Linked DNA regions of Mus musculus: all the other regions are linked to region 1. Evidence: chromatin loops called from intact Hi-C (ENCODE). Cell type or tissue: heart. All regions are shown on one strand. Each heading gives the region's core, and the rest is flanking DNA. Links, peaks and the distances in the headings are about the cores only. Region 1 has its middle 120 kb from the start of Gm35201. Region 2 overlaps Gm35341 (a long non-coding RNA gene). Region 3 has its middle 59 kb from the start of Gm35201. Region 4 has its middle 44 kb from the start of Gm35201.

Region 1 (5,339 bases), core at 271-5,270:
ACACTTGGAAGGTAATAGGAAAATTTCCCTAACAGTGGACACACCTTTGCTAATGTCCACAAAGAAAGCCAGGAAGGGAAACACTTGGAAAAATTTTTTACAGAGAAAATGGGAAAACTTGGAGGCAGAAGAGGAGGAGGAGAAGGGAGAGAGGGAGGGAGGGAGGGAGGGAGGGAAGGAGGGAGGGAGGGAGGGAGGGAGGGAGGGAAGGAGGGAGGGAGGGAGGGAGGGAGGGAGGAGCCAGAAGAGGAGTAAAACGGGAGGAGGAGGAAAAGGAGAGAAAATCCAGTAATCAGAAGGAAGAAACATTGTATATCTGTTCACCTTTGCTCACCCCTGTTTCTTACTCTCTGCTGTTCTGGCTGAGTTTCAGACTCCTCCGCTGGGTCTAATCAACGGCTGACCACATCTGTTCGATTGGAAGTGTACGTCATCTTGGTTTTGGAATATAGGCAAATATGCACTTAGTTCTTCTCCAAGCCAGAAGCTTGCTCAATGTTTAAGGATCGGGCTTGTGGAGAGCCAGGAAACAGGGAACAATGGTCAGAACCCAGGGAGCTGTTCAGTAGGGAGGATTAGGTTGTGTCATTCTGGAGGCCGGGCTTGCTCATTTCTGTGACCCTTCAAAGAGGGGACCATCCCACCTATGCAGCAGAACCTCACATGAAATAGTGACAACACTATACATCATCTACAGAAACCCCTTCTTCTAAGATCTCAAACTATGCCTCTTAATCAACAATGCATCAACCTTTATATGTTTTTCAGGGAGAGTGTGAAAATTATGTAATTATTCCTATATTTATTTAAGTTGTGGATATGGTATATGTTTATATCTTCATGTTTGTGTGCACCTGTGCATGTGCAGGAATGTGCACATGTTCAAAGGCTGGAGATCTGTAGCAGTTGTCTTCCTTAGTCTTTCTGTAATTTGCTTTCTGAAAGAGCTTCTCTCATGCCCAGCAATCCTCACTCGTTTACCAGATCTAGCTGCCTAGCAAGCCCCAGGAATCTCGTGGCTCCTCCCCTTCAGTGCTAGGATGACAGGTATGGACCCAGTGTCCAGCTTTGTTTGCACAGAGGTTGGGGATCCAAACTCAGGTCCTTAGGTTTGTGTGGCAACTGAGCCATCTTTTCAGCCACAATATCCATTTTACATGTGAAGAAACTCAGAAGTTAAGAGTGAAAAGGAAGTTTCTTGGGACAAAGTGCACAAGTTATGCAATGGTCTGATCTCTTCTTCCCCAACACAATTCCTGTTGCTGTTGCTGCTGCTGTTTTGTTTGCTCTGTTTTTTGGGACATTGTTTTGTTTTGCAACACAGGCTGAACCTGAGCTCACAGTCCTCCTGCTTCGAGTATAAGAGAACGGAGAGTCTCACTGTGGCCACCACATCCAGCTCTGATGCTCAATAGAAGTTATGACCTTTCACAAGTATGACACTACACTTGAGTGAGGATTAAGTTACCTTGGAGAAATTTTAAATCACAGAATAACAGTGTATCCATTTGACTTGAGAAGAAAATCTAAAACTTGTTCCAATATAAACTCCAACTACTCCAGCCCCTTAGAGAAAGAACATGAATGATCAGACTTGTAATTCTTTCTTATGGAGGTCAGTTTCTCCCATAGCTTAGTATATTTAAGGTCCAAGCTATTTACAATTATCCTATTTAATATTCTGTACCTGCCCTTTAATTTAAGCACACACACACACACACACACACACACACACACACACACACACTGCATGCCCACAGGCACAAACATTTACAAAGAAATACAGTGTTTGGGTTTAAAAGTTCAAGTGGTTGTTTCATTTTATCATTTCTTTTCTCAAACATACCAGAGAATTGTGAGGTTAAATGTTTTGTCATAATTAGCATATAGTTTTGAAAGTTGCTTTCTTTTCTTTTCTACTTCAGACACTACATATGTGTGTGTATATATATATATATATATATGTATATATGTATATATATTTCACATACAAGTAAGTAGTTTATATGATGTTCACATAATATGTTGTTGCACAGCAGTAGAGCAGGCATGTAATGTGAGAGTGTGATAAAAAAAATTTTGAGGGATGCTCACAGCAAGTCCAAGGTTTCCTGCACATCTGTGACTCTGTGGACCTGACCCTTTGGGATAAAAGAAGCCAACTGGCTAGTCAGATGACTCACAAATTGAATTGTTTCTGTCTTGGTTGCTTTTCTCTTTCTGTGTAAACCACTACCAGAGGCAACTTAATGAAGAAAGAGTTGATTTTGGCTAATGTTTCAGAGGCTGAATTCAAGGAGAGGGGGCAGCATGGCAACAGGTGGCCGAGACTCACTTAAGTGCTTGCTGCTCATGCACGAGAACCTGAGTTCAAACAACGCACAGGGTTTACAACTGTGATCCCAGCACCAGGCAAGAGGAGACAGGGAGCTCTCTGGGGCCCAGTGGGCAGCCGATAGAGAGGAATCGATTTGCTACAGGTTCAACGAGAGGCCTTGAGTCAGAAAATAAGATGGAGAGAAGTTAAGGAAGACACTTGATGTTGAACTCTGGCCTTTGTATGCCCATGAAACTGCTCATGCGAGCACAAGCACACCCATGCACACACACACACACACATACACACACACACACACACACACACAGAGAGAGAGAGAGAGAGAGAGAGAGAGAGAGAAAGCAGAAATATCGAAGATGCATTTAAGTAGAAACTTCTGGTATGTTTTAGAACACCAGGACAGAGGTCTGGAGCTGGCTTTGTTGACTAATGGGGAGTCCAGGATCCAGAGAGCAGCCTGTGAGTTATCCTCTCCACATTTTCTTCATCTCTCGGCTAAGGGATTCTGGATCATTGTTTAGCCCTGGGCAAACTGCCAGAGGTCAGGGGTTGCCAAGGAGGATGGAAACCCTCTGTAGATCAAGGACTCCCAGAAGCAGGCACATAAAAACAAAAGGAGATGTGAATGGGGTGGAGAATGGGTGTGGGACCCCAACTTCTTGCATTTCTATTTTGGACCACTTGTGTGGAATCACAAGGGCGGATGCCATTTCAACACTATTGTGAAAGTCACCAGAAGCAAGGGCTGGCTTTTGGCTTCTTTTTTTTTTTTTTTTTTTTTCCTGAATGTGGGCGAGCCCTAAACAGAAGCTGGGCCAGAAAGTGTGCTTTATGGCTCTCCCTGTGAAAGTACAATCTGGAGGCGTAGTCCCACACAGCACTTTGACTGCAAATACAATATGAGCATAATTCAAACTGCGCATAATTCAGATTCACTCAGGACCCCAGTGTAGTATATTTGCATTAGCACTGCTCCTGTAGAATGTGGGAATCTTTTCTTTCTCCTCTTATTGAAAACATGCTGTGTGTTGACTATATTCTTCCCCATCTGTGGTATCTCTGCTGTTTCTAAGCTCTGGGCTCACATGCCTTCCAAGGTCACTTGTCTTCGTTCTCCATCAATTCTTTCCTAGACATTACAACACATCTCTCACACCTACAAAGAATAATTCCCAAGTTCACACTGTGACTTGGGCCAGAGACCTATTTTTGAATATATAGGACTCTAGCATACATGGCTTGTCTGTCTAGATGAGCCTTGTTGGAAACACCTGGGTGAAGCTGTTTAGGTAATGTCCCTTTTATCAAAAGCACAAGTGTGTTCCCATGTCCCAGATTTCCTTTTCTGATCCCAGCCCGAGTGTGCCACCTGAGTGCCCCCCCCCAAACATCTGGACAGACATCTGGAATTCTTTAATAATTAAGGGGGTGTGTTTGTGAAATCTTCACTCCATATAATGTCACCTGTGATATCTCTAAGGATTCTTGGAAAGAGGGTAGTTGAGATGAGGTGGCTGGTCATATTTCTAAGGTCACCTCTCCTAGTCACTTCATACTTCAGCTTCCTGTGTTGATTCCAGTATGAGTCTTGGGGTGGGGTTCTTCCCTGAAACCTACTGCAATGGCTCCCAGACCTCACAAGCTCTGGCATCAATCTCCTAAATGCCTTTCAGCACACAACCTGGATATCTAATAAGTCTCTCACAGTTGAAGGGCACAAGCTGGGCTATTCTGCACCCCACACCTGCTCCTGGATTCTTTCCCACCTCAGAACATGCCATCACCATGTTCTTAGTTTGCAGAGCTGGGAATCCAGGAACCATCTTAGATTCTTTAGTTCCATCTCTTCCACACAGAACCTACCATCTGTCTGCTCTCTGTTTTCAAAGTACACAGTGAACTCAATCATTTCTCACTCCTTCTAAGCTGTCATACTCGGTCACCTGAACAGTAACCATGTGCCTACTGTGCCCCAGCCATACTTACCAGGCCACACTCAGCTCTCAAGTCACCATGGCCCTCTAAAAACAAAAATCAAGCCGTGTTCCTCCTGAGGTCTAAACTGCCTAATGAGACCTCTTTATAGTGGAAGGAAATCCATACACGTCAGTTGACAAGGTCCTCTATGATCATCCCTGCCCTGACACCTCTGTTCACCTTCCTTTATGTTCTTGCTGTTTCTTAAAACACCAACCATCACAGCCTCCTGACTCCAGCTTTAACACCATCTTATTCCACCTCAGACGATTTGTTCTTGATGTTCATCTCTGTATAACACAAAATGAACCTTTGTTGGGGTTTTATTGTCTATAATTTAGATTTTTTTCAGTGCAATATAGTTAATAAATTTCAATTTATACTCTGGAAATTGAAGGCAAGCAAATGGTCATTAACTAGAATATACAGCCCACTCACGGGTTATCTTCCTTAGCCTCCCTTTGGTTATAGGACTTACAACTCTAAGGTATATGGTCTATTTGTTTAATCTCCCCCTGAAGCTATGCATTCTCTGGAATCTAAGCTCAGTTCAGCTAATGCATAGCACACATTAGGCATTCTGTCTGTGCTTCTAGACTAGACAGGTCTATGAGACTTGCCATTGCCTTTGTAAACTTCACAATTGTAAAATACAAAGAAGAGCAACAAAGGCAACAGAGCCTTAGCATGTGTTATTCTCCAACCTGTGTGTCTGGGGAATAATTGGGTTGTCACTTCTTCTAGCATGTTGTGGCCATACCCTCAGAGAAGATCCCCATTCCAGTGAGTATCCCACCAGTGTGCCCCAGTAAGTCAATAGGGGGTTGCATTCTAGGGGATTCTCAAGCTATGAATGATGTTTAATAATAATAGCTTACACTTCAATGGGGTTATAGATTTATATATTCGTATATATTCATATAGTCTGTGTTATACTCTATGTAGGTCTATTTACCTGACTGCTTAGGATATTTCTCCTTGGGTACTAAGCTTCACTTGTATGCAATTTTTTTTTTCTAGCATG
Region 2 (5,339 bases), core at 154-5,153, 150 kb before region 1:
TTTCTTCTAGGCTCTGCCCCACAGTTACCTGGCAACAGCCAGGTGTGCCTGACTCACTATAAAAGGAACTGCTGGCCCCCCTCCTCACTCTCTTCCTCTTGCTTTTCTCTTTCTCTCTTCTCTTCCCTCTTTGTCCCTTCTCTCCCCATTCCCCTCCACCCTCTCTCCATGTGCTCATGGCCAACCTCTCCTCCTCCTCTCTCTCTCTCTCTGCCTTTCTCTGTTCCTACCACTCCATCAACTCTCCCCTATGCCCTAAATAAACTCTATTCTATACTATACTTTCATGTGTCTGGTACCTCAGGGGGAAGGGATGCCTCAGCATGGGCTCGCAGATGCATCCTCTTCCCCCACACCATACAGCACCTATACCAAAACATATCCTTTGCTTTATTTTCTTCTTCTTCTTCTTCTTCTTCTTCTTCTTCTTCTTCTTCTTTTTCTTCTTCTTCTTCTTCTTCTTCTTCTTCTTCTTCTTCTTCTTCTTCTTCTTCTTCTTCTTCTTCTTCTTCTTCTTCTTTTACAAAACACAACAAAGGGACCAAAACCATGGATGTCCCCTATGACAGGAAGTAACCTTGGGTGACATAGGGAGATTTCCCTCAGGTGAGAGGAAATGAGTAAGATTAAGCATCCTTTCCTACAGTGAACTGGTGCACACACACAGCTGCCGGGAACTGTCCTCAGGGTCTCTGTCCTAAAGAGTCAGAGTGACAATGGGTCTGAGGCTTTAGACCCATTCGTCATTCCCATGCCACCCAGTCCAGCCTCGTCAGGAGAACATGCTGCCCTCTCTGGTGTGCCTGCTGGTTATAATGTTGGGGGAGGGCCACACCATCTGCAAGGGTTATTCTAAACCCTGTGTCACTCCTGAGAATGGCTTAGTAGGTCATTCAATAGTTAGCAATTAAGTATGACGCTGATAATACCTCTCTAGTATTTATGAAACAAATGAAAATGCTTAACCTAGGCTTTGAAGGTATCTTGTATTCTATAAACCTATATTCTGTGTGACGGGCGCCACGCTACAACCTAGAGTCCTGCTAGAGTATAAGCTGCAGTTACTTTACTCCAAGTCTCGCAAACTTGATGCAACCAAGGTGTTTACCAACAAAGCACAGAGAAGAGTGGGGCTGTAGTGCGTTGTCTCATTTGTGGACCCTAGATGTTACAGATGTGTGATACCAGAAACAAACTCCAGTGGCGTGGAAGTAAGAGAGCTATCGGGGAACAGAGAGGACTAGGGGGAAGGGAGACAGGGCAGTGGGGTACAGGGAAAATAGGCTCAAAGTACATTGTGTCCTTACATGAAAATGGCCTCATTTATCTCTGTAAACTAAAAGTAAAGAGCAAAGACTTTGAAACAGAGAAGCAGCCCAATCGACGTCACTTCCGGGGATGAATTACTGTGACTGCTGCCATTAAGACAGTGAAAGGAAGGGGAAGTTAGGTCAGTAGGCTATTCCACACATGGGTGGACCAGAGATCCCTACGCTGCACAGCAGCAAACCGAGCAGGGGGGTGGGGGGAGGGAGGAAAAAGAACTGGGAATGAAGGGACTCTCTGTACAGCAGAGCTTAGCCAAGCAGGCCCAGCCACAATACTAACCCGCGAGCACATACTTCCTTCCCGAGCCAACCCGCGGCTTGCCTGACTCCCATAATCTGTGTTGTTGATTTTTAACCTGGCCCCCCAAGGGTCTTGTTGGGGATCACAAGCAACAGCCCTGAGCATCTCCCACCCCTGTCTTGGAACTTAGCCAAGCAGGCCCGCTACAATGCTGGCACACGAGTCACTGATACTTCCTCCCTGAGCCAAACCTAGGATCTACCGGCATGGCTAGAGATCGTTGACGCCAAGGAGAAAGAGACAGCTGTCTCCTGTCTGGCTACTTCTCAGCCAATGAGATGCTGAGAAGCTTGAGAGCCAATGAAATGCCGAGAAGGTGTATAAAGATTTGCCCAGTTCTGGGAGTCAATCTTGCCTGCACAACACCTATGCAAGAAAAGGCCAGTCAACATCCCAGCCCGCAGAATATCCTTAAATCGCTACTGGCTGTTGATGGCTACTGGCAGAGGAATGGTTAACATGCCAGTGGTGTGACTCGGTAGGATGTGAGCACCAGGCCTGTGGGAATGTGGCCTGTAATATCTTGGCAGAAGCCATCCTCTTGGTGCTAAGGTCAGAGCTAGGGAAAGATGCCATAACCACCATCAAGACACTTGGGCCCAAAGGCAACACCCAGTGCCTTGCGATCCGCACTTGCAGGGAAGTGTACGGCAGCAAACTATTCCTGCGTGTGGCCGATTTGATGGGGTTAAAATATGATTAAGCCTAAACATGTAAACACTAAATTCCCAAGTTGATCATGCTGTAATACTCTATTAGGGTTAGGCCAGATTACAGCTGGTTGTGTTTCTTCATACTGGAGCCTGGTCCAAAGTGATGAATTCGCTTATAAATCCCACAGTCATCCCCAGAAAGAACACGATTCACAGAGAGCTTTCCTAAGGTTTCAAGTGGGCTTCAGCGAGGCATGTTTTAAGCACCACCTGGAAAAACCACAGGCAGTGCTGGCCGGCTCTTAGGGAGCATCAGGGAAATGCCACACATCTAGAGCCGCAGGCCCGCAGTGCCCTTCCTGGGGGGGGGGGGGGCTCCACGTGGAGCCTGGGTCACGCGTGCTCTACCTCCTGTTCTCACGGGGAGGAAAAGCACAAGGCTGTTAACCATAAAGGAAAAATAATACCACACTCGGCTGAAATCACATCCAACTGGAGCCCGGTTTGTAATCCTTCATCCTTTCTGGGAGTCAGTCAGCTGCCACGGACACCCCCACAGGATGGATCTTTTTCCAAGGCAACAAACGCTCAATTCATCGGGGAACCGGAGCCCGGCTCCTGCGCTGTTTCTTCGAGATCCTTGAAAGGGTTGAATATGAATTGAAACCAAAGACATATTATTTTCAGAAGTGAGCACATTTTCACCCTGGTTTAGGGATGTCAGCCTTTTTCCCTCGCTTGCATAAGGAGGGTGTCCCCCGCTCTGTAGGCTGCTCTCAGTGACTTCATGAGGCCTAGAAGACAGGCTGGTCTCCTCTGCTCCACCCACAGTGTTTCCTGACAGCCTTAAGTGCAAAAGCAAATGTTTTGTTTAGGTAGGGACCTTAAAATAATGAGGCTTGGCTTTTGAAAAGATTAGCTACAAGAAAGAAAAATGCTGTAGGAAGTCATAACAGTAGTGGTTATCATGATATTAATATGCAACATCTGGCCTGGTGTATGCAATTAGATCTTGATGCAGAGTTAGAAAGGAAGGAGGGAGGAAGGGAGGGAGGGAGAGAGAGAGAGAGAGAGAGAGAGAGAGAGAGAGAGAGAGAGAGAGAGAGAGAGAATAATTCTTTAAGTTTAAATGTGAGTCTGTTTTGCAAAACTATTGGACTTGTACGAAAGCTGTCTATTACATGCCAAAAGCTGGATAGCTTCTTATTGGATAAAATATGCAGTGAATTCTACACTCCATTTCTGTGCAATAAAGAAAAAAAATTAGGGCTTGTAAAAGTGCATTTAGCATTTGTAACCCTAACACATGGGGGCTGAAGCAAGGCATGAGGTTAAGGGAGGTGGCTGGCCAGTCTGTCTAGTTGAAATAGCAAGTGCCGAGCTCAGAGAGAATGGTAAGGTAAAGAAGTCATTGAGAAGGGCATCCAGACATCAGCCTCTGACCTTTACACATGTCCAAACAAATGAGCACACCCTGCCACCCACACCCAACACTCACACACTCAGATGCCATGGTGGCCTGCATTATTTCCAGGCTCAGCTGGAAATTCCCATCTGGACAATTCCTCCTGGGATTGTTTTTGGAGGGATCATATCTGCAAGTCTCATTGATGTCATCATCTCTTGGACCTGCTCTTGGAAGTGGACTGGGAAGGGGAGGGGCCTACAGAATGGAAGCCAAGTCACCCAAGACCTTCTGCCAAGTACCTGGTGATAGGCTAGCTGCGGTACCTCACCTCCATTGCTTCATGGGAATTGTAAGGGTAGCCAGTGTCCCCTCTGGCTGGTCTCATGTCTCTTGTGGAGAAATCACCATGAGAGATGGAAAGTCAAGTGTGGTTGTACTAGGGAGTGGGGACTCGGCTAAGCACAGGGATTGGTGATTATAACTATATTTGGAAAAAGAGGTGGTGAAGGTAGGAATGGGAGGGAGGAGGGTCGAGCTGTGAGGATGAGAGTCGCCATCTTCACAGATGCTTCAGTGTCTAACCTGACTTGCCGGCCCATATGCTTTCACAGTTACTTCAAACATTTTTTCCTCTTTTTTAAATTAGATATTTTCTTCATTTACATTTCAAATGCTATCCCCCTCTCTGTTTCCTCTTCAAAAATCCCCTATTCCTTTCCCCCATCCCCCTGCTCCCCAACCCACCCACTCCCACTTCCTGGCCTATTTCCCTATACTGGGGCATAGAATCTTTGCAAGACCAAGGGCCTCTCCTCCCATTGATGGCCAACTAGGCCATCCTCTGCTACATATGCAGCTAGAGACATGAGTCCTACCATGTGTTTTCTTTGATTGGTGGTTTAGTCCCAGGGAGCTCTGGGGGTACTGGTTAGTTCATATTGTTGTTCCTCCTATAGGGCTGCAGACCCCTTCAGCTCCTTGGGTACTTTCTCTAGCTCCTTCATTGGGGACCCTGTGCTCTATCCAATAGATGACTGTGAGCATCCACTTCTGTATTTGCCAGGCTCTGGTAGATCCTCACAGGAGACAGCTATATCAGGCTCCTGTCAGCAAAATCTTGTTGGCATTTGCAATAGTGTCTGGGTTTGGTGGTTGTTTATGGGAAAGGTCCCCGGGTGGGGCAGTCTCTGGATGGTCCTTCCTTCAGTCTCAGTTCCAAACAAAACCATTCTGGGTAAGGCCTTAGGAATTATCTGATGACAGATGGAATTGAGAAAACTTCCAATTGTTCCAATGAGAATTGGTACCTACCATATAGGACCAAGCCACCTGCCTTCTTCTCTTTAACTCCTCTCTGCGTGTGAGCAGATGTGTTTGATGGATTTATGGAATCATTGATTTTCTTCTCTTTTCATTGAGATGACATCTCATGCTGGCCTTGAAGTCTCTTTGTAGTTGAGGACTTTGAAGTCTTGATCCTCTTGCCTCAGTCTCCTACCAACTTCATTCAGTTCCAGAGATGAAACCTAGCCTTTGTGTGTGCCAAGCGAGCATTCTACCGGTGAAGCCACATCCCTATTCCTACAATGTTTTTTAACTGACAAATAGACATCAAATTGGGACATAGCACTCATCTTATCTAGACCCTG
Region 3 (5,339 bases), core at 161-5,160, 65 kb after region 1:
GGGAAGTCTCACCCAGAGAGATGAATCTTCCGTAGAGGGAAACAGAGAGGGGGTTCCGTACAGAGCTGTTCACAACATCTCACAAAACATAGAGATTTGGTTTTAAAATAGTATTTTATTAACACTAGTGAAATCTAGTGATATAAGGGGGGAAAAAAACAGTGGCGATGAGTAAATTTTCCTGAAGTCATGAAGGAACAGTCTCTAGAAATTCAGACCTAATTTAGCTAAAAATTAAATGTTGTAATAATAGAAAGATATGAAGAAAGATGACACCAATAGACAAGCTAACACGGATGGGGGGGATCTCAAGTGGCTTCAACCCTAGACAAAGCGCTACGGACAACTAAAGAGTGCTGAGCATGGAAGAAAGAGCTTTCCTTATGAGAGAGCCCCATAACTGGTTATCCAATACCAAGTGATCTGCCTTGAAATCATATACATACAAGTAACATTATAAGGACTGAGCAGGTCATATGTGTGTGTGTGTGTGTGTGTGTGTGTATGTATATATATATATATATATATATATATATATATATATATATATATATATATATATATATAATTTGTGTGTGTATTCTACTCAGTCACTATATATGTTAAATAATTAAATTAATTATTTAATTTAAAAAATTAAAGAAAGTAAATCAATAGAAGCTGAGAATTTGAAAGAGAGCAATGAGGGGGCAATGTGTCAAAAGGGTTAGAAAGAATACAGGGAAGAGGGAAAATGATGTAAGTACATGTTAATTAAAAAAATTAGAAACAATAAGTTATTTTTAAACAGGCAGAATCTCAAAAATTGATCTCTGCTGCACTTTTTAAAAGGAATTCCCACAGAAAATGTTATTTATGAAAGTAAGGAAGTAAACATAGGTGAAGAATCCATGGACATGGAGAATGACAGATCCAACAGCAGATGGGGAAGACAGGGACTCAGAGGGGACTGAAAACTGAGAGGACAGCTCTGTGCCTGGACAGGTGGCAGGCAGCCAGCTGACCTGGGAACAATCAGACCAAGGCAGGATTCTGTGGGAAGAACAACAGTGAGGAACTTCAGCGTGCTGGCAGAGAGGGCAAGGATAGTTTCATAATGGTTTCATAACAACATGGGAAAGATGCACATTGTGGTACACCTGAGATTCCAGCCACCCAGGTACTCTGAGAGAAGGGGACTGCAAATGGGAAGGTATCTGTGTAAACAGTGAATTCTACAACAGGAGTTGATAGAGGTTCTGTTTCAAAATAAAGATCAAATATGATTAGGGCTCTAGCTCATGAGTAGGGTGCTTTCTCTCATCTGCAAGTTATTGGGTTCAACCCCTGTTATTAGAAAGGAGATCAAGAAGAAAATAAAATAAAATTAATTTACTTGCTAACTATAGAAATGATAAGTACAGGAGGGTATGTACTTGGAGCACGCTAAGCGGCAGAATCATGAGCACAGACATGAGAGGGTATAGACAATATAGTCTTGCAAATATTTGCCCCATGATAATAGCAATAGGAGGTCAGTGGGGGTTGGAAGAGTTGTAGTTCAGGATTAGGGGGAATGGGAAGGAAAATCTGTAGTAGGCTGTATTGTTGCTCACAATATTCATTACTGTCCTCTGACCCTCTTGATAGAAAGCTAGACAGGTGATGCTCATGGGTCCATTGCATGCAGAAACCATGTGAGCTGTGTATGTGTCCTTGTGACTCTCACGTTTCTCAACCATGGCTACTCACATCTATGTCCACATAAGAAGATTCCCTGGACCCAGAATTTCCATAGAACAGGTTTTAAAACCAGATGCAGAAATATTAATGTAAGCCAATCTATAGGTTTACAATCTAGAAAAAATAACATGTGTTCATACAATGACTAATTCTTTGTGGTTCCATATTATGAGTTGTTGTTGTGACAACCTTGAAAAAAACCTACTCCTAAGAGCCATGAACTACCTAACAAAACCTCCAGTATGTGCAAGAGAAAACCCCTCTTGAGCTATTAGTTAGGGGAGTCCAAGAGAACTGCCCCTCAACAAAGCTAATAAAGGCTACTGCGGTCTTTGCCATTGGTTGCCTCTGGAATTTAGAGGTATGATCCTGTTGCTGAAGTGGGATATACATTGGATACAGGACTTAGAAGAATAAAGCTGGAGCTTAACCGGAAGCCTCAACCCTGAAGAGTGGCTCTCATACTATCAGGATGTGCTATGTGAGCTGCCAGGGAGAGGAGCCATCAGAAACCCTACCCAAGCTGTGAAGCCACAGCCTGAAACAATGACTGGCTGGCCTGGAAAGGGATCCAGGAGGCCGAAATGATGACAACCAACAGCTGTTTCACTGGAGTGAGGGTGGGATAACAGGAGGGAAACCATGTCTGGCACTGGAAACCTAGTCAGCTGCCTATGGCTGGAAAGCTCACAGACCCAAGAAGAGAACCAACTGCTGTCATTTTCCTCAAACAGTATGAGTCCTAACTGCACTCTGACTACAGCCTTATTCCCCAGGGTAATAGTAGGTATTGCCCCTCACCAAGGGGGTTTCTTTCTGCAAGAGCTAGAATCCATTACAGAAAGCCACAGCTGGTCCTGATACAGAGTTCAACTGATAATGGGCTACCCATCCCTAAATAACAAATCCACACAATACCACAACTCCTGAACCCAAGACTCAGGAAACATCTCAGAAGGGGAGGGATAAAGATAGAAAGATCTAGAGGACCAGGAAATCTGGTATGAGATTGTGAATTCCAAACAGTGGACATCTCAAAACAAAAGGGAAAATTTCAAGGGGCTACATCACTAGAGGAAGGGCTACAAGCAATTAACAACAAGGGATAGAGAATTAGTCTCTCAGGAATGAAGTCCATGACGAGTTATCTAATAGCAAGTATCAGCCCTAGGACCATCCATGTAGGTAACATTGAATGGACTCAGCAGCTTCTATTTCTATAATAATGTTTATATGTAACAACAATGGTTAAAGAAGAGGAGGAGGCCATGAACTTGGGAGGGAAAAGGGGAGAGTGACATGAGAATGAAAGGGGAAAGAAGAAGACAGGAAATAAAGTAATTATATATTAATTAAGTCAAAGTAAAGGCAAAATCCCATAGGCCTCTGAAGCTAGCTCCTAATTCTTGACTCTTAAATTTTTTTCCTCATGGAAACGTGGTAGGTAATTTAAAATCTAAAAATCAGGTGTCTCTCTGTGTGTGAGCGTGTTTGTGCATGTCTGCATAGTATGTGTGTGTACACACACACAGAGAGAAAACAACAATATATAACAAAGTATTTGAACGACCCTTAAGTATATATTCATAGAGAAATGGAACAAGAACAGTCTGGGTAAACATTACTTGAAGCAACATTAATAAAACTACCTGACCATTTGTTAGTAACATAGTAATAAATGTAACATATAACACTAGAAGTAAAATTGTTTGACATAGGGTCAATAATATATAACTGAGAAAAGACAAAAGAAAAAAATAATATTAAGAAATACAATAAAACATATCCATACTACAGTAGCAATTATACTGCATTATATAAGATACTATATATTATACATAATATTATGCATAATATAAAATACAATATATTGTGATATACTGTAATATAAAAAGAAAAAACAGAGAACAAGACGTCTGAGAACATTCTGGAGCTGAACTGAAAGAGGACTTGAGTTACTTCGAGGTGATACAAATATCAAGCAACTATTTTTTGTAATCTAGCTATTTCAACTATTTCTGGAGTTATTCTCTCTCCACTATCAGATCCCTGTTCACCCCTTTAAGCTTTATAACCACCCTTTAAGTTTTGTTATTTGTTCCTTTAACCCCATTTTGCAGATATTAGCAGGGACACTGAACAGAATACAGGAAACTACAGGAAAGACTTGGAGGGTCTGACACTTGGGGCTGTTTTTCTATTGTCACCTAATGGACTTTGTCGCCTCGTACCTGCTCTGTTCTCAGAAAGCAGGACTGTTGTCCAGATGGTTTTAGCAATTGAGGAGAAAGAAGATGCTCGGGGCTTTGCCTCTCACCCCTGTGAGCCACAGTCCATTGCTATCTGTAGCACACTCCTTATCCTGGATGTTCCGGGAAACACGGGAAAGTCAGAGAGCCGGGTGGTGCTGGAACACAGCTGCATCAAATGCAGGGCAGAGGGCGGCCCATTTGTCATCACTCTAAGCAATTCTAAAACCTCAGCACAGCCGTTTACAGATTCATTACCTGAAACACCCCAAATCCCGTTGTTAAAGCCCTCAAGTTCCCACAGGGTTTAATCCTCATTTTCTAGTAACTACTGGAAAAGAATCCCAGATAGAAGCTACTAATTAGATGTGCGGAGCCTTTCTTGCCCCTCCTCCTTGCAATTCTTCTCTTTCCTGTGGCTTTTCTCGACCTCCCTATGCTGTCTCTTTCTCATGGGTCCTCTGGAATGCAAGGTTCACTAGGAGTGGGTAAGGATGAACACTGGCACCTCCACACCTCTCACTGCCAAACTGAGGCAGTTACGGCTGTTTCCTTGGTAAGAGGAAGCACACCTGCCCAGAACCTTACTTGCTCGCTCAGTCCACCACTGAATCTTCCAAGATGCCAGGCTTTGGAGCACAAAGTTTTACAAAAGCTTCCTACAGTAGAAGCGATGGCGACAGGTTGGTCAAGAGTTACGAAGCTACAGTTAGAAACTCGGTGAGTTCAAATGTGCTGTTACACAGTTAGATGACTATAATTAAGGCCAGAACACAGGATGGCTCAAAAAGCTAGTACAAGCAATTTTTAATATATTCATAATAAAGAAATGTATAAAGGCATAGATATGTTTGCTCTGATTTAAACATTACACTATGCCTTACACATTAATCATTATCTGTGCACTGAAACATCTCACAGTACCGAAGATAATATAGACACTTACGCACTAGCTAAAACCAAGTTTTAATTTAAATTGAAAATCAAAATTAACTAATATTTAGTCCTTACATAAAATTGTAAAAATGGGACAAGGAAAGCCCTATAGAGTCTTGGGGAAGAAAATACAATAATATTTGAAAAGAACTATCGTTCAAGACAATGCTCCCACCAGAGAGGTCAGAAACTCACTAGGGGACATTTTGTGGCAGAAGAGTAGGGACGGGCGAGAAAGGGATGACAAAACTGACATGTGAAAGAAGCCAGTTGACAGAAAATCTGGAAGCCCTTCCTTATTGGGCCTACAGGTAACACAGCTAACCAGAGAGAAGAGACCAGAGCATTCAACCTGGGAGGAAGGTGTCATTCCCAGGACCTACACTGAGTCAAAAGCCTCCTGGCCAGCACTTTTGAGTGCTGCCCTTCCCC
Region 4 (5,339 bases), core at 56-5,055, 79 kb after region 1:
TGTTTGTGTATCTTTGTGTTTGTGTGTGTCTGTGTATCTTTGTGTCTGTCTGTGTGTATCTGTGTATGTATCTGTGTGTTTGAGAGAGAGGCAGAGAGAGAGAAAGAGAGAGAGAGAGAGAGAGAGAGAGAGAGAGAGAGAGACTTTGAAATAACTTGTAATTTAGTTACATTTTGAATTTTAAAAGCAGAAAAGATTGGCCAGCTATCTGAGGTAAGCTGTATAAGATTCCATTTCTAAAATAGTGATAAAATTCTTTAATGACGTTTCAGAGTAATTTGCACCAAAATTTGTTAGTTTCATTTTACTTTCTTAGAAGGAGTAATTATAAGACTAAATGAAAACACACATGAACGAAAACTCCTGACAAACCAGAATAGTATTTCCAGGGAGAAATGATGTCTAAATAAGATGGCTTCCATATCCCCATGTGTTATAATATTGCAAATATTTATGCTCAAGGTTTGCATCTGTGTGAGGAAAATAGAGTCATGAGGAGAATCAAACAGTTGTTATTACTCTTTGGTTTGTGTTTTAAAGACACACACGCACGTGCAGACACACACACATCACATATATTTCCTTTTTGTGTCTGGCCGTTTTTGATATAGAAGACAGTGTCAGGGGACTCTCTGGGACTAAAGTTATATACAGATGTTCAAATTATAACACTGAAACATGGGAACAGTTTTGTTCCCATCCTTAGAGACTGGCCCTGGCTCTCTACGTACAAACTGATGTACTCAATTCCTGATTTTTTTTTTTTTTTGGTTGAATTGTCCACATGCATTATAGCAGTTGAGGGATTTTATTCTCATATCTAAACCTGTTGTCAGAAACAACTCTTGCCTTGTGCCCTGTGTTTTGTTCAATGTGAGGTGCCTGAGTTCCCTGGGCAAGCACTCATTGTTCAACTGGATCACCAGTCTACAGAGAAAGCAGCTCTGTGACCAGGCTGAACTGGCTGACTAAGGAGCAGAGATATGAAGCTATTCCAGGGGCAGAGAGAGAGAGAGAGAGAGAGAGAGAGAGAGAGAGAGAGAGAGAGAGAGAGAGAACTATGTAAAAGTAAAAGCAAAGGAAAGTGGGGGGAGGAGCGGGGAGGGTTCGGCAGCCAACAGCTTCGATGGAGAAAGCTAAGTTCAGAACCAGTCATCCAGATTGGTCTGCGGCTGCTCACAAGAACAGTAAGGTTTTCCTTCCTTCTCTCTGAGTGGGAACAGTGTCAAGACAGGCATTTGTACATGATCGTTGCAAAGGGCAAGCAGAATAGCTCAGTGGGTAAAGAGCTTGCCAGGCAAACGTGAGGACCAGAGTTCAGATCCCCAACCCCTTAGTAGAAAAGTCAGGTGTGGTGTCATTCTCTGCCCTGAGGAGCAGATCTAGGCAGGTGCCTGGGGCTTATAGACCATTTAGACTCATTGGTGAATTCCAGCGCCCATCGAGGAGGGAATTTGTCTCACAAATCAGAGTGAAGGATGCCTCGCCACCTCCCAGTGCGGAAACATGTTGCCACGTTATACAAACCGTCCCTTTCTCTGCCTGTCCATGTGGTTCATCTGCCCTGTGCATCTCAGAACAAAGAAAAAAAAATCTTGCAGGCTGGTTGTAAAGGTTTTGTTCACAGAGGCTGGCCCCAGGGCTAAATGGGTGAGTCCTGCCAGCCACCAAACCTAGCCTGTATACCTGTATACACGTGCAGCATTTCTCTAAGCAAACTGTTTCCTTAATATGGTAAAATCTGCGGCAGCCAAGGGGAAAAACCTGTGATCTCAGAACCCAAAACTGATGACGGAGTCACAGCCCCATATTCCTGAAAAGCACTCAGGCTTTCTTTCTGATCAAACCAGAAGCAAGCAGGAGAGCTGGGGGATGGGGGCGTGCTGTTCACCGCTCACTCTCAACAAACTCTTTCTCCCGTGAGGCAGAGAGCACAGTGGTTTAATTCACAGCTTCTGGGGCTTTTAAAAAATACTAAACCATTCAAAAGTTTTCTATACTAACCAGCGTATCTAAAGATCCACAGGGATAAATAAACGCGGTGAGCTGGCAGGGGCCTTCGGTGGCATAATGACTGCTGGTTATAAACAGTAAACAAGATATAATCAGCAAGCACAGACGACTGCCCAGTCACGCGGGGCATAAATCATTAGCCGAATGACTTCAGCAGCACTGTCTCCGAAGCAAAATTAAGCCGACGGTTCCCCCTGTGGCAATAATGAAGTACTGTAATGCTGGCATAAATAAATAAGTAACCCAGAGAAGAAGGCTTTGTTGTGCCTTGGAAATGATCGAAGGTTAACGTCTCATAAATAACTGTGTAGCGCAGCTCTCATCTCGGGGAAGCCCTTTGCAGGGGTCAGGAGTTAGGGAGGACGTTGTTGTCTACTCCTGTAGACATGGAGATAGGCACGGTGCCTGCTCCCACAGTCCCTGCAGCTAGCGTGTGCTGTAGGTAGGGCATGGAGTCGCTGACATATTACCAATCTCAAAATGACAAATTTCTCTCTACTGTAAAGGCAGATATCATTCACTGATTCAGAAAGAGCCAAAGAAATGCTAAGCAGAACACAGGACAGAGAGAGGACAAACCTCTAGCTGGCCAGGGGCTCTCAAGCTAGATTGCCAACGACCTGAAAGGGAAAAATTTTCAATTCTGACTTTGGCCACAGGACCCAGCCATATGTCTTCCACATTCATTTTGCTGAGTGCCAAAGTTCATTTAAAAAAAAAAAAAAAAAGAAAGAAAGAAAGAAAAAAAGAACTGGCTAATCACTTGTTCCTCTTGGATAAGTGAACTTGGCTATGGGACGTGATCACACAAAAAGACTCCAGGGAACATCTTGATCCCTGGCTGTGCTGACTCAATATCTTGTATTTCTCACTCCAATTTCTTTATCTGTTTTACGAAGTCAATATAGCTTTATCACCATCTCTGAAAAGGAGAGATCTGGGCGAACTGCTGTGAGCTCGCTGACTTGTAAACACAGCCACATTTGTATCTTTTCACAGTGCTGGGCTTTATTAAATAACAATCAGCTAGGTTGGTTTTATTGGCAACATTTGTCAAGGAGTCCCAAAGTCTCCAGGTAGCTGGCTGAAGAAATAGGTTCTTTTATTCTAAGCTCAGATCACACATTACAACAGCAATTATACCACACACACACACTACACAGTAAATATATCAATACTATATAGACATAAAACTTATGTTAGGTTACACATGGCTACCACTGCAGAATTCTACACTGTACAAATAGCAAACAGAGAGAACAGTTAAAACAGACTGTGTCACCAGTGAAGGCAAATCAAGCTGAAGACCCTGGGATGCTGGAATGTTCCCTGCCTGTTGTCCCTTTAAAGCACACACAAGGTATCAGGTGACAGATCAGCAGAGTCACCACTGTACATGGCAGTATTATATGTTCCAGGTGAGGAAGTTTCCTCTTTCCTAAGGCTGGGTGCTTTCCTGATATGATTGAAATAAGCTCATGTGCTTAGATCATCTCAATGTACCTTAATTACATATGGTAGCATGTTTTCTCCTTCCAGGAACCAATCATTCATCAGCCTGTGCCTCATTGGCTGACAGAGCGAGCCATTTGTATGTACACTGAAGTGCGCAATCATCCTTCATCTTCAGTCTGGATTCAAAAGCTGCAGGTGAAACAGTCTCTCTCAAGGCAGGGCACGGACCACTGTTTTGCACAACATGGGGTGACTGGAGTGGGGCCGAGCCTGATTCAACACTGGCTTAGTGTCTTTTTCAAATGTCTCAATAGTAGAGTTTACTTTAAAGTAGCATTTTAACAATTTCCACTGGTTCTAGGTTCCTACCTGTGGGGAGACTTCTCTTCCACAGCACAGCGTGCCATCTGTAAAGTGAGCTACCAGCTTCAGGGTCTCTTTAAGTAAACTAAGATTATGTCTGATTTGATGGGACAGGGACGCAGCCTACAGTTTTACAGATGGCTTTCACAGGGCAGACACTTCAAAGGCTTAGATTCCTAATCTTGCCCTTCCTTCCCTGCCCCTTTCTATTTTGATGCTTCAAACAGATTGGCATTAACAGATCAAAGCCTACGCTCAGCAGGTCTGACTGTGGTTATGATAGCTTTGCCTCTTTGAATATCTGCATCCTCCTTTATTAATCTATAATGAGAAAATATAAACGGAAGGTTCATTACCTCTCTGTCCTTATAGGAATAAGGCTTCAGTTGGTGAGTTATGTAACCTCTGAGCTTACATTTCCTTGGATGAAAAGATCACCCACGTGCTTGACTGTGGAACAGAAGTGAACATTTGAATGAAATGGCAAATAACACATCCAACGTATGTTCAAAGACAGGTCAAAGCCAGATTGAGGGCAAAGCCAGTATAGTTATGAATAAAACATTGTTCACCTCTTCTCCCTGCTCACCTCTCCTAGCCTCTCCTCCCTTACACTTTCATGATCTGCCTAATTTCTTCAAGAACCCTATGAATCCATGAGGGTCTCCCTTTATGTTCAATTTTGGTTGCTCCCATCGCCTGTGATAGTTATGACCAGTTCAGGCCAATGCCAACAAGAGAAATAGGAATGATACCTGTTTCAGGCTAAGAGTGAACCAATCCAGAACCAGCTGGTCCAGATGGATTGCCAGGGCTATGCTCTACCAGGCCAAAGGATCTTCCAACCTGAACACTCATTCAAAGATAGTAGCTGCCAGGTTTGGCGAGGCATACCCATTATCTCAGTACTCAGGAGGCTGAGGAAAGAGGATTGGAAGTTCAAGGCCAATGTGTTATATGCAAAAATATTGTACCACACAAAATAAAACCCACAATCAAAACATAGTTATAACAATAAGTGATTGCTACCAGGGAGTACTTGAGATCCTGGTGCACTCCATAGCACTACCAACAAACAAAAATGAATCTAGCAAGTACAAGCATAAAACATTAGTACCACTCAAAGCAGATCAAATATCTAATAAACTCTTATTAATACCAAAACATATAAAGAAATATCATGATATATTCATAAAAAGACACTAGCCCAATTCAAAAGTAGCAAAAGGTTTTATAGACTTTCCTTCAGAGAAGAAACACAAATGGCTACCAAATACATGAAAACGCATGCAATATCATTAATCATCAAGAAAATGCAAACCAGATGTGGTGGTATAACTCAGGGACTAGAGGCAGGAGAATAAGGAGTCCAGGGCCAGCCTTGGCTAAATATTGAGTTGGAGGCCAGAAGATACTGATCCCTTCCCCAACAAAATGAAAAATAAATCCATAATCCACCCCATCAGGTCACACTTGCTAGCATAACTGCAATCAGAAAAGCAAGCAAG

What was found. Hi-C counts contacts between places; a loop is a spot of excess contacts. Peaks named below come from ENCODE experiments on the same cell type or tissue, not always from the same donor. Only the 100,000 strongest peaks of a DNase experiment are listed, where the experiment ranks them.
Region 2: a loop joins it to region 1, with 2.9 times the contacts of the local background. A loop is called at or near these places in 4 of 42 quality-filtered maps.
Region 3: it touches region 1 in a loop (2.7-fold over the local background); 2 of 42 quality-filtered maps call a loop at or near these places.
Region 4: it touches region 1 in a loop (2.3-fold over the local background); 2 of 42 quality-filtered maps call a loop at or near these places.

What each region holds. Positions count from the first base shown.
Region 1 is chr1:186,259,239-186,264,577 of GRCm38, reverse strand. No RefSeq gene overlaps it. Among named protein-coding and RNA genes, the nearest start is that of Gm35201, 120 kb to the right of the region's middle. In heart, for the core only: no CTCF peak of the experiment used is centred there; DNase peaks (open chromatin) are centred at 447 and 2,857; H3K27ac peaks cover 2,147 bases.
Region 2 is chr1:186,410,997-186,416,335 of GRCm38, reverse strand. Gm35341 (a long non-coding RNA gene) reads right to left here. Exons shown (of 4, transcript XR_373803.1): 2 at 2,750-2,921. Among named protein-coding and RNA genes, the nearest start is that of Gm35341, 5.8 kb to the right of the region's middle. In heart, for the core only: no CTCF peak of the experiment used is centred there; DNase peaks (open chromatin) are centred at 2,325, 2,935 and 3,845.
Region 3 is chr1:186,194,240-186,199,578 of GRCm38, reverse strand. No RefSeq gene overlaps it. Among named protein-coding and RNA genes, the nearest start is that of Gm35201, 59 kb to the right of the region's middle. In heart, for the core only: no CTCF peak of the experiment used is centred there; a DNase peak (open chromatin) is centred at 2,288.
Region 4 is chr1:186,179,642-186,184,980 of GRCm38, reverse strand. No RefSeq gene overlaps it. Among named protein-coding and RNA genes, the nearest start is that of Gm35201, 44 kb to the right of the region's middle. In heart, for the core only: a CTCF peak has its summit at 2,216; a DNase peak (open chromatin) is centred at 2,130; H3K4me3 peaks cover 228 bases; H3K27ac peaks cover 1,695 bases.